Regions from separate parts of the Homo sapiens genome. Here region 1 is linked to region 2. The links are chromatin contacts, found by Hi-C or POLR2A ChIA-PET in ENCODE. All regions are on one chromosome and are shown on one strand. The core of a region is the stretch at or near the end of the contact, and the rest is flanking DNA. Distances in the headings are between cores, read along the strand shown. Region 1 overlaps THADA (THADA armadillo repeat containing). Region 2 overlaps THADA (THADA armadillo repeat containing).

Region 1 (5,219 bases), core at 410-2,909, 110 kb after region 2:
AGGTCGAATGGTGGAAGGTCCATATATGAGAGCTGAGGAAGTAAAAGATGAGATGACTGGGGAAAGAGCTAGGTCAAGGCCCCAGAGGCAATTCCCTAATTTAAACACTTGGCTAGTATAACTGTAAACAGTGAACTGGGCCTATTTATTCCCTTGAGTATTGCATACTAAGAACCAAATGCTCCTTGTTAATTTGCAGAATTTGAAAACAGAGGCCAGAAGAATGCTCTACAAGGTCAAGGCTGGCAAAATGCCATCGATAGAGCCATCTCTGCCCACTGCACCATGGACCCAGGAACCTCATGAGCTCTGGGAAATGCTCAAGGCACCAGCTCCTACCATCTAGTCCAAACCTTCTTATTCTGCTCTGGAATTCCCCAGCATCAAACCAGCTTTTACGCAGAATTCTTTACTTATCTGGTTTCCAGTGTGAACTCTACCACCGGTTCCCATTCCTCTGATTCCCTTGCTTCTCAGCTCTGCACCTCTCCCAGGCAAGTCCTGACCTCAAAGCCATACAAGGGAATTTGGTCCAATAATGGAACTTCCACCCTCCCTTTTTACTAAAATTAAACATACTACATTTTAAACAAAATCTACTTACAAGTTTTTTGTTTGTTTGTTTTTGTTTTGTTTTGTTTTTGAGACGAAATTTCACTCTTCTTGCCCAGGTTGGAGTGCAATGGCGCGATCTTGCCTCACTGCAACCTCCGCCTCCCAGATTCAAGTGATTCTCCTGCCTCAGCCTCCTGAGTAGCTGGGATTACAGGCATGGGCCACCACGCCCAGCTAACTTTGTATTTTTAGTAGAGATGGGGTTTCCCCATGTTGGTCGGGCTGATCTCGAACTCCCAACCTCAGGTGATCCGCCTGCCTCGGCCTCCCAAAGTGCTGGGATTACAGGCGTGAGCCACCGCACCCGGCCACAAGTTTTATTTAAACTATCATACTGGAAATATATTTGCCTGCCACAAAGGAAAGAAAAACAAATATTCGTTGGATGTCTATTACACGTCTGGTACGACACCAGGCTTTTCACAGCTGCTCTTACTTCATTCTTGGAACAAACTATGAGAAAGTTATTTTTCCCAACTAACAGATGAGAGGGAATATATCACAGTGGTTAGGAACACAGATTATGGACCCGTGTTATCTGGTTTAGAATCCTTTCTCTGCTACCTAGTAGCTGTACAATCCAAGGCAATTTACTAAATTTCTCCATTTTCTCACTTTGCTCTTCTATAAAATGACAGTTTTTGGAAGGATTGAGTTTGTTCTTATGTCTAATAAGTTCTTAATGGTCATTTTCTAAAATCATCGGTTATTATGAGAAAAGCAAGTATTAAAAGTTTCAATTGAAATGATAGAGATGAAACAGCTGAGTTTCCATTTTGACAGGACATCCCCCTACAATGCAAGTTAATGTTAACAATATGCAAAATATACAAATAGAAACCCCAAAACCAGCTGAGTCCAAAAGCAAGATAATCATCTGGGTAAAAATGAACAGAAATGCAAAGTAGTGAGTGTGCTGATACCAGAGACCCAAGAGTTACAGATTTAGAAGCAGTAGTGGCAGCCAAAGAATTTCAGCAGCCTCATCTCTTTTGAGAAGAACCTGAAAAAGGGCTACTGCCAGAGCTGCCTGAGGCTGTAGCAGTAGGAAAAGCCAAGGGCACAGGGGGCCTCTGAATCAGGCTGACTACTAACTCAGTGACTAGATCTATGATATCCCCAATTTCACTGTGAAGGGGGACACCCAAAATACCACTACCTAATCTAGTTCCTCTGATAGAGAGGAAAGAGCCTAGAAAGAGATCAGTAAACAAAAGGCTCCCATCATAGCCAGTGAGCCAAAATTCAAAATATAGAAATAAATTTTATATTAAGAAAGACAACCTAAAAAAATCAGTAATAACACACATTCACTCTATATGAAACTAATTTTATGGAGCAGTCTGACAAAAACCTTAAAATAACTATGTTTAGGATACTGAAGTGATAAATAAGGGAATAACTTCTATTTAAGAAGAGTTAACTGGGCATGGTGGCTCACATCTGTAGTCTCAGCAACTCAGGAGGCTAAAGCAGGAAGATCACTTGAGCCCAGGAATTCAGGGCTACAGTGAGTTATGATGACACCACTAGACTCCAGTGTGGATGACACAGTGAGACACTGTCCCTTAAAAAAAAAAAAAATAAAGAACAAGAAATCATGAAAAACAAGCCGTAGTGAAATAAGAACAGGCATGTATAAAAATAAAAAAGACTAGAAATAAAAGTGTACTTTCAGCCAAGCACGGTGGCTCACGCCTGTAATCCCAGCACTTTGGAAGGACGAGGCAGGCAGATCACGTGAGCTCTGGAGTTTGAGACCAGCCTGGGCAACATGGTGAAACACTATCTCTACAAAAAAATACAAAAATTAGCTGGGCATGGTGGCACTTGCCTGTAGTCTCAGCTACTTGGGAGGCTGAGGTGGGAGGATCGCTTGAGCCCAAGAGGCAGAGGTTGCAGTGAGCTGAGATCATGCCAAGGCACTCCAGCCTGGGTGACAGAGTGAGACCCTGTCTTAAAAAATATATATATAATATATAATATATATAATATACATAATATATACGTATATTTTATATATAATATATAATATACATAATATGTATATTTTATACACAATATAAATAATATACATAACATATATGTATATTTTATATATGTATATTTTATATATATTTTATATATTTTATATATATGTATATTTTATATATAATATATATATTGTATATAATAATATATAATATATTATATTATATATAATATATATAATATATATATAAATATATATTATATATAATATGTATAATATATAATATTTTATATATAATATGTATAATATATATTTTATATATAATAATATGTACAATATATATTTTATATATAATAATATGTACAATATATATTTTATATATAATAATATGTACAATATATATTTTATGTATAATATGTATAATATATATTTTATGTATAATATATATTTTATGTATAATATATATTTTACGTATATTTTATATATAATATATAATATTTTATATATAATATATAACATTTTATATATAATATATAATATTATATATATTATATATTTTATATATAATATATATAAATATATATATTTTATATATAATATATTTTATATATAATATATATAAATATATATATTATATATAATATATTTTATATATAATATATTTTATATATAATATATAATATATTTTATATATTATATATAATATATTATATATTATATATAATATATTATATATAATATATAATATATAATATATTATATATAATATATAATATATAATATATTATATATAATATATAATATATAATATATAATATATTATATATAATATATAATATGTAATATATAATATTTTATATATAATATATAATATAATATATAATATTTTATATATAATATATAATATATAATATATAATATTTTATATATAATATATATAAACTATATATACACACACACATATAAAACAGATAAGATGAATTCTAACGAATTCGTGACTTAGAAGATAGTTTTCTGGGAAATTTACCCAAAACAGTATACAGAATGAAAAAACCATAAAGTATGTGTGTGTATATACATAACGATAGTTCCATACCTGGAAAAAGCATAGCAAAATTGTGATTAATAAAAAAACTTACAAGCCACAGGAGATTTAAAGGAAAAAAAACTGGAGATCTACAAAGGAACATCAATTATACCAAACACAAGTTTCTCACTGGCAATAACAAAAGCAGTGAAGGAAAACAACTGTCCACCAGAATTGTATACCCCGTTAAAGTACATTCAAAAGCATAGGTAAGAAAAAGACAATCTGAAATATACAAAGATTAAGTCTGCCTTCCAGAGACTCTCACCAAAAGAAATTCTAAAGGATGTACTTCAACAAAGTACACCTAAAGTAGTTTCAATGGGGTGTCTACTAGACATGCCAAACTTAACATGCCCCAAACTAAACTCCTGATCTTCCTCCAAAAACCTACTCTACCCACAGTCTTGCCCATCCTAATAAAAGAATAACAAATCGATCTCTTCAGGGGCTCAAGCCAAAAACTTTGTAGTTATGCTCTCTCTCTCAAATAGCAAATCTAATCTGTCAACAAACCTTGCCTGCTCTATCTTCACGTTACATCCAGATTCAGATCACGTTTTACTTCCTCCACCACTTTCCAAGTCATCACTATCTCTTTTCTGTAGTATAGCAATATTGTAACTAATCGGTCTTTCTGTTTTCACTATTATAGTCTATTATCAACACAGAAGTAAGAGTAATCCTTTTAAAAGATGAGATCATGTCACTCCTCTGTTCACAAACACTCCAATGGCTCCCCATTTTACTCAGAGTAAAAGCCAAAGTTCTTACACAATGTCTTAGGCTGTCTAGTCCTCACAACTTCTCTGATCTCATCTACAACTCTTTCCTATGCTCACACTACTCCAGTCATAATTGGTTTACCTGATGTTCCTTAAATACCTACCCTAAGCCCAAGCCTCTCAGGACTTTTTCACCTGACATTCTCTCTGCCGTGAATACTCTTCCTCCAGGTATTTACATCGTGGTTGTACAACTGCTAATTTTAGTATTCACTATACCTTCTAGTACATGCAAATATTTCACACTAATGTTTAAAAATTGGGTAAAATAAGGGGGTAGAAGAGACGGAAGCTAAATAATTTGCTCAAGGTTACATAGCAAGTACGTGGCAGAGGGAGAATTAAAATGTATATTGACACCAAAGCCCTTGCCTAATAAAAAGGCATTATTTCAATGTGCCTGCCCTAAATGCTCAGATCTGGCTCATGATGAAAATACTATCAACTCTCTAATATTTGTTTTAGTGAATTTCACTATTTTATTTTTTAAAGAGATCTATCAGGTAGCTAGTGGTTGCTTTGCACTATGCTATGTCCTAAAAATAGAACCGCAGAATAAAAATTCCAAAGGGCACGTGATTTACAAAATGTTTTCATGTGGCTTTGGAATGTATTACCAGAGAATACAATTTTTAAGATATTAACTTCCTGATCATGTTTTATTCAGGTTACTTTTCAGATTGATTTCATTCCCTGAACATCTACCATTGGGGTGGGGGTTAAAGTATTAATAGTTCTAAATGAACTGGGTGACATGAAT
Region 2 (5,300 bases), core at 406-2,905:
CAGAATCTGCAAGGTACACAGACACCAGTGTCTTAAAACCTCTAGCCCTCTCACTTCAATAAACCCTTTCCATGTTCATTTTAATCACTTATTTATTGACTGCCTACCATGTCCTCAATACTGTGTGACATGAGACATGACACTTTTTCTTTTTTTGAGACAGAGTCTCGCTCTGTCACCCAGGCTGGAGTGCAGTGGTGTGATCTCGGCTCACTGCAAGCTCTGCCTCTCAGGTTCACGCCATTCTCCTGCCTCAGCCTCCCGAGTAGCTGGGATTACAGGCGCCTGCCACCACGCCCAGCTAATTTTTTTTATTTGTAGTAGAGACGGCCTTTCACCGTGTTAGCCAGGATGGTCTCGATCTCCTGACCTCGTGATCCACTCGCCTCAGCCTCCCAAAGTGTTGGGATTATAGGCGTGAGCCACCATGCCCAGCTGAGACATGATACATTTTTAATAGGAATACTTGCATCACACAATTGTACAGCACTTGACAGTTGATAAAACACCTGCACACCTGTGATCTCTTTACTATGCAACATTCCTGTAGACAAAAGGGCATTATAAACCTAAATTAACAGAAGAAAAATAAAATGAAGCTCAGAAGGATTCAGTGAAAACTCTGAGGGCTAAGTGTAAGCAATGCTCACGGCAGACTGTGATCCAGAGCTCTCTGGCTACCCAACCTGTAGCTCACACCTGGAAATCAAGGGAGCATAAAAATATCTCCTAGCTAACAAAAACACAAACTGTAATTTACACATATTTGGAAAATTTCTAAATGAGTGGTTTTTTGTTGTTTTTTTTTTTAAAAAAAATTTTAAGGATCATGAAAATATTTCAGAAACTAATGTAAACTATGGACTCTCTCACAAGAGGAATATATTTATGAACATATGCACACAATTTCCCACACAGTTTCAGGTTCGTGACACACATCCAAAACCCTTGTGGGGGGAGTTTCCCAGACCCAGGTGGAGAACCTCCTGCTGCTCCTTTGCATACATCAATGACCACACGATGTGGCTGTCAGGTTTGTGTTCTGCTGCATGTGACACAGCAGTGAAGAACACTGCTCACAGGGAACCACCAGCTTAGAGGCGATATACAGCCTGCTCATCACAAATCGGTGGTACCCATGCAGACATTCACAGCCGAAGAGTGGCACAGAAAAGTGAAGTGGGAGGCAGAGCTGAGACAATTTTCTGCAACAGATGAAGGATCTTCAAATGAGGGTGAAATACACACTTGGACTTAACACTTGAGGAACCAAGAAGAGTTCAGAATGCACTATTCTCAGCAAAAAAAGGACCATTCTGCTGAGATCATGCTAACTTTACCACCTTTAACAGAGTGGGGGCTAAGCTTTTTCTAAGTGTTCTCCTCTCATATCTACTCTCACAATCTGTTCTTTTTTTCTGAAAGGTTTCAAAGGTAAGTGGCTATACATCACCAAAACTGTCTCTGCCCACACACATCCGTAGGGACATCTACTGAGTACCTAGCACAGCACACACTTGGTCAGGTACCAGAGAACTGGAGAGAAAATCACTGCCTAGGCCACAAGCAACCTACAGTCTAGTGTGGAAGACAGAAGAACCAGCCAATGATTCTCAGGCCATGAGAAGTAAACACAAGCTGCTGCTGCTGTGTAAGTGTGACTCCTGTGTGTGGGAGTACTAGTCTAGGTGATCATGCCCAGCTCTGCCTAAGTGGGGAGAGGCGGCGGAGAGGCAGAGAGCGCTTGGGTTTGGCAAGAAAGAAGTCCTTTCCCAGGCCTGTGCCTTTCCCTGTGTGAACCCAAACTGCCCCTCAGGGCACCCAGACAAAAGGAAGGAAACTGAGATTAAGTCACTAGTATGTGCCAGGACTGGCTATGTGCTTTTGATACACTATTTTAATTATTTCATTAATCTTCATTCCAAGGTCAGTGTCATTAACCTTATTTTAAGATGAACAGAGTGAGGTGTCCCAGCATACTTTGGGTCATAAAACTAGCATAAAGCCTGCATTTTAATTAGGGTCTGTCTACCTACAAAATTCAGTCTTTCTAAGACTTTACAACGCAGTTGCCTCAAAATCCCCAGAGCCTTGGAAAAGCCGAATGTTTCCAAACATTCAACCTAATCACACTGAGGTATGAACAACTTAGAGAACCAATCAGTCTCTAATTTGTAGACCGTGAAGCAGAACAACGAAGATGATGCTGATAATAGCTAACATCTCCTGAACACTTATTAAAGACCAGGCTCTATATGTGGTACCTCATTTAAATCTGACAAGCCAGAGTGGCTGAAAGAAACTTTGTAGGCAATGTTGGGGAGGTATTTTTGAACTGAGGGAACTTTAAGGCTCAGTAGCACTGGGCGAGTCCCTGCATGTCACAGGAACCAGAGGCTTCAAAGTCTCCAAATGGCTTCAGGATCCAGCCAATATCCCCTTCCATCCTACCTCATTAACATAATTAACATTCCCCCAGTTCCTCCCCATTTCCTGGCCCACCTCCAGCCCTGATTCTTATTTTTCAGGTGAGGCTATACCATATGCAAAACAGAGGCCCCAAACTTCTGTCAATGATGAAAAGGACCATCCACTTGCTCTAGATGCCCCTACTTAACCAAGCGGTTTGCATCTTCAGAGCTGGTATGAGTTCAAAAAAGCTATGTCTGACCCTGACCCCACACCCCCAACACACCCCCTAAAACCTCTCACTAAAGTTACTCAAGAATGCCAGCCATGCCATTATGGTCTGTTTGTCCTACAGCACAGCTGTCAGCTCCTGGGAAATGGTCATCTACTGACAACCCAAAGTTGAGACAACCCTATTTAATAGGCCATCTCTAAAGGCTGGGTGACACACAGCAGGCTGAAGCTCTGGATTATACTACCTTCAAAAAATCTTTTTTCTATGTATGTTTTGGCAAGCCAACTAGTGCCTTTGCACATTTCAGTTCATTCTCACTAGAGTAATGTCCTTTTACTCTTGTACTTTTACTCCTGTACTCTTGTAATGAAGAGGGGAACTCCTCTTCATCTTCTGAACTATGCTAAGGTATTACATTTTTGTTTAGAGACAGGGTCTCGCTCTGTCACTCAGGCTGGAGTTCAGTGGTTTGATCATAGCTCACTGCAGCCTTGAATTCCTGGGCTCCAGTGATCCTCCCACCTCAGCCTCCTGAATAGCTGGGATTACGGTTGGGTGCCACCAGGCCTAGCTAATTTTCTTTTTCTTTTCTTTTTTTTTTTTTTTTTTAAAGTAGAGACAGGGTCTCATACACCTGGCCTGAAGTGCTCCTCCCACTCTGGCATCCCAGAGTGCTGGGATTATAAGCATGAGCCACCATGCCTGGCCTCTGCTAAGGTACTACCTTTTTTGTGAAACTTTACTGTACCTTCTGTGATCAGAATCAATCACTTCCTTCCCTCTGCCTACTCCAATTGCATATTTAGCTCTCCCATAGCAGCCAGTGCATCTCACTTACCTTCCCCACAGTAGCTCTCAGGCATCATCATGTCTGCTAGACTGAAATGACATTGAGAACAGAAACAGGGTCTTCATAGTTCTTTATCACAGAGCGCATAGGACAGGGACTTAAGAACATGCTCTGGAATCCAGCAGACCTAAGTTTACATCTGAGTTCTGACACTTACTAGTGTGTGACTTTAGATAAGTCAGTAAACCTAGGTTTGTACCTTCTATAAATGGGGAAAAGGAAGAGTGCTCATTTCATAGGGCTGTTGTGAAGTTTAAATGAAATAATGCATGAAAATAAAATGCCTAGAAGACAGGCAGGTGGAATAATTTGAAAATAAAACCTTTATACACATTTACAAATTGTTTTTCTCTAGTGTTCTTTGTCTCAACAACTGGCTGAGGAAACAGAGCCTGGCCTGTACCAAACAGGCTCCAAGTGCTCACAGAGGCCTACCCTCCTCCTTCCCCTCTAAATGAGCTGGAAAGGAGAGGAGGCTTGAGTTTCTCTGGGGCCTATTCACTTGTTTATGTGAAGCCCATTGGCTTTATTCTCCAGGTCCAGGGCCCAAGTCTATTTTCTGTCGACTCTACCGCTATTATACTAAGATTTCTTTTTCCTTTTTAATTCTGTGTGGTTCGTAGTTTCAAATCTTGCCTTCAGGAAAACATATATGTGTGGGTACGTGTGCATGCATAAAAGAGAGAAACCACACACACACACCAAGTTTGTATCCAGTGAGTTGGAAAAAGCAGATATTTCTGCACGACCTGTAAGTATTAAATATGTTTTTGTTATAAATGTGGCATTCCTGAAGCCCTTTTCCACATTCTCAGGTGAGTTCAGTGATGGCCAAGGTTGCCAGATTCTCTACTTGTTCTTCCTATGCCAATATTCCATTCATCAAAGGATCTACCACCACCACCCGAACTAGTTGCTCCTTTTCCTGCAATTCAAACCACTAGCACATAAAAATTGCATTGACTGTAATCTTGCCCTCTGCATAGCTCAGGGATTTCTTTATTCAAATATATTTCTTGGAAGAGTAATGAGTTCGGAGCTTTTAAAGTTTGATTTTTTAAAAATCCTTGGTTTGGGTAGTAAGGAGAAAATAAGAGCTGTAGACAGTAGCTAAGCTAAAAACTGCACATTTCCAGACACACAAAGTAACTTCAGGTAGAATGTTTACATACGTTACCTATCGGGCAGCTCAAAGCTCTTTGCAAATTAATTCTAAGCAACACATTAAACCCTTAAAAAAAATTATGAAGAAAGGCCAACAATAAGCCACAACAGAACATCTGAAAACTGTAGTGTGTGACCCCTTGAGACAAGCCCAACCACAGAGTCTAAGCCTCAGAAAAGCATGCTTTTGAGGTCACCTTCACATTGCCTCCCAGTGACCCAGGCTGACAGGCCACAGGCTATTAATTCCAGGCTGTGAAATGTCAGCTGCTGGGAGCTAGAAATCAGCCTCCATCATCTGGACATCCCTCCACTTGCCCCTGCAAGAAATAGGCACAGCACTCAGCAACCTGACGTGGCAGAAACACAGTCCCAGGTGCAATGGCTATGGCTACTTGATTCATACCATCCCTTTCAGTGCCAGGAAATAAGGCAAGGAGATTTTCCAACAGGGAGGGGTGAAGGTACACAATGCAGTTGTTACTTTAAAAGCTCTCTAAACAATATGCTTTAATTGTTCAGAATTAGAAATATTCTTAAATAAATGAAAAGATGCATAATTTCTGAACGCTAATTTCTGGTCACTTGCTGATCAAAATGTAGAGATGAAGCATGAAAATTACATTTCATTTGAAATTTCAT

Evidence for each region. Hi-C counts contacts between places; a loop is a spot of excess contacts on that map. ChIA-PET counts read pairs that join two places held with the same protein, here RNA polymerase II (POLR2A). Pooled maps may share reads with other maps.
Region 1: a pooled map shows a loop between it and region 2 (2.1-fold over the local background). The contact joins two enhancer-like sites. A Hi-C loop is called at or near these places in 1 of 168 maps with a recorded cell type or tissue (aorta) and 3 of 50 pooled maps. POLR2A ChIA-PET finds 5 or more read pairs at or near these places in 1 of 52 experiments (T-cell).

The regions. Positions count from the first base shown.
Region 1 is chr2:43,511,877-43,517,095 of GRCh38, forward strand. All of the region lies in intron 22 of THADA (THADA armadillo repeat containing), which reads right to left. Among named protein-coding and RNA genes, the nearest start is that of THADA, 82 kb to the right of the region's middle. RefSeq lists enhancers at 1,503-1,552, 1,563-1,612. Within about 2 kb of position 1,660, at least 3 of the 41 ENCODE cell types and tissues checked have a DNase peak (open chromatin) inside an H3K27ac peak, as active enhancers do.
Region 2 is chr2:43,401,141-43,406,440 of GRCh38, forward strand. The region is part of intron 28 of THADA (THADA armadillo repeat containing); the gene reads right to left. Among named protein-coding and RNA genes, the nearest start is that of LINC01126, 180 kb to the left of the region's middle. RefSeq lists enhancers at 814-1,063, 1,144-1,333. Within about 2 kb of position 1,656, at least 5 of the 41 ENCODE cell types and tissues checked have a DNase peak (open chromatin) inside an H3K27ac peak, as active enhancers do.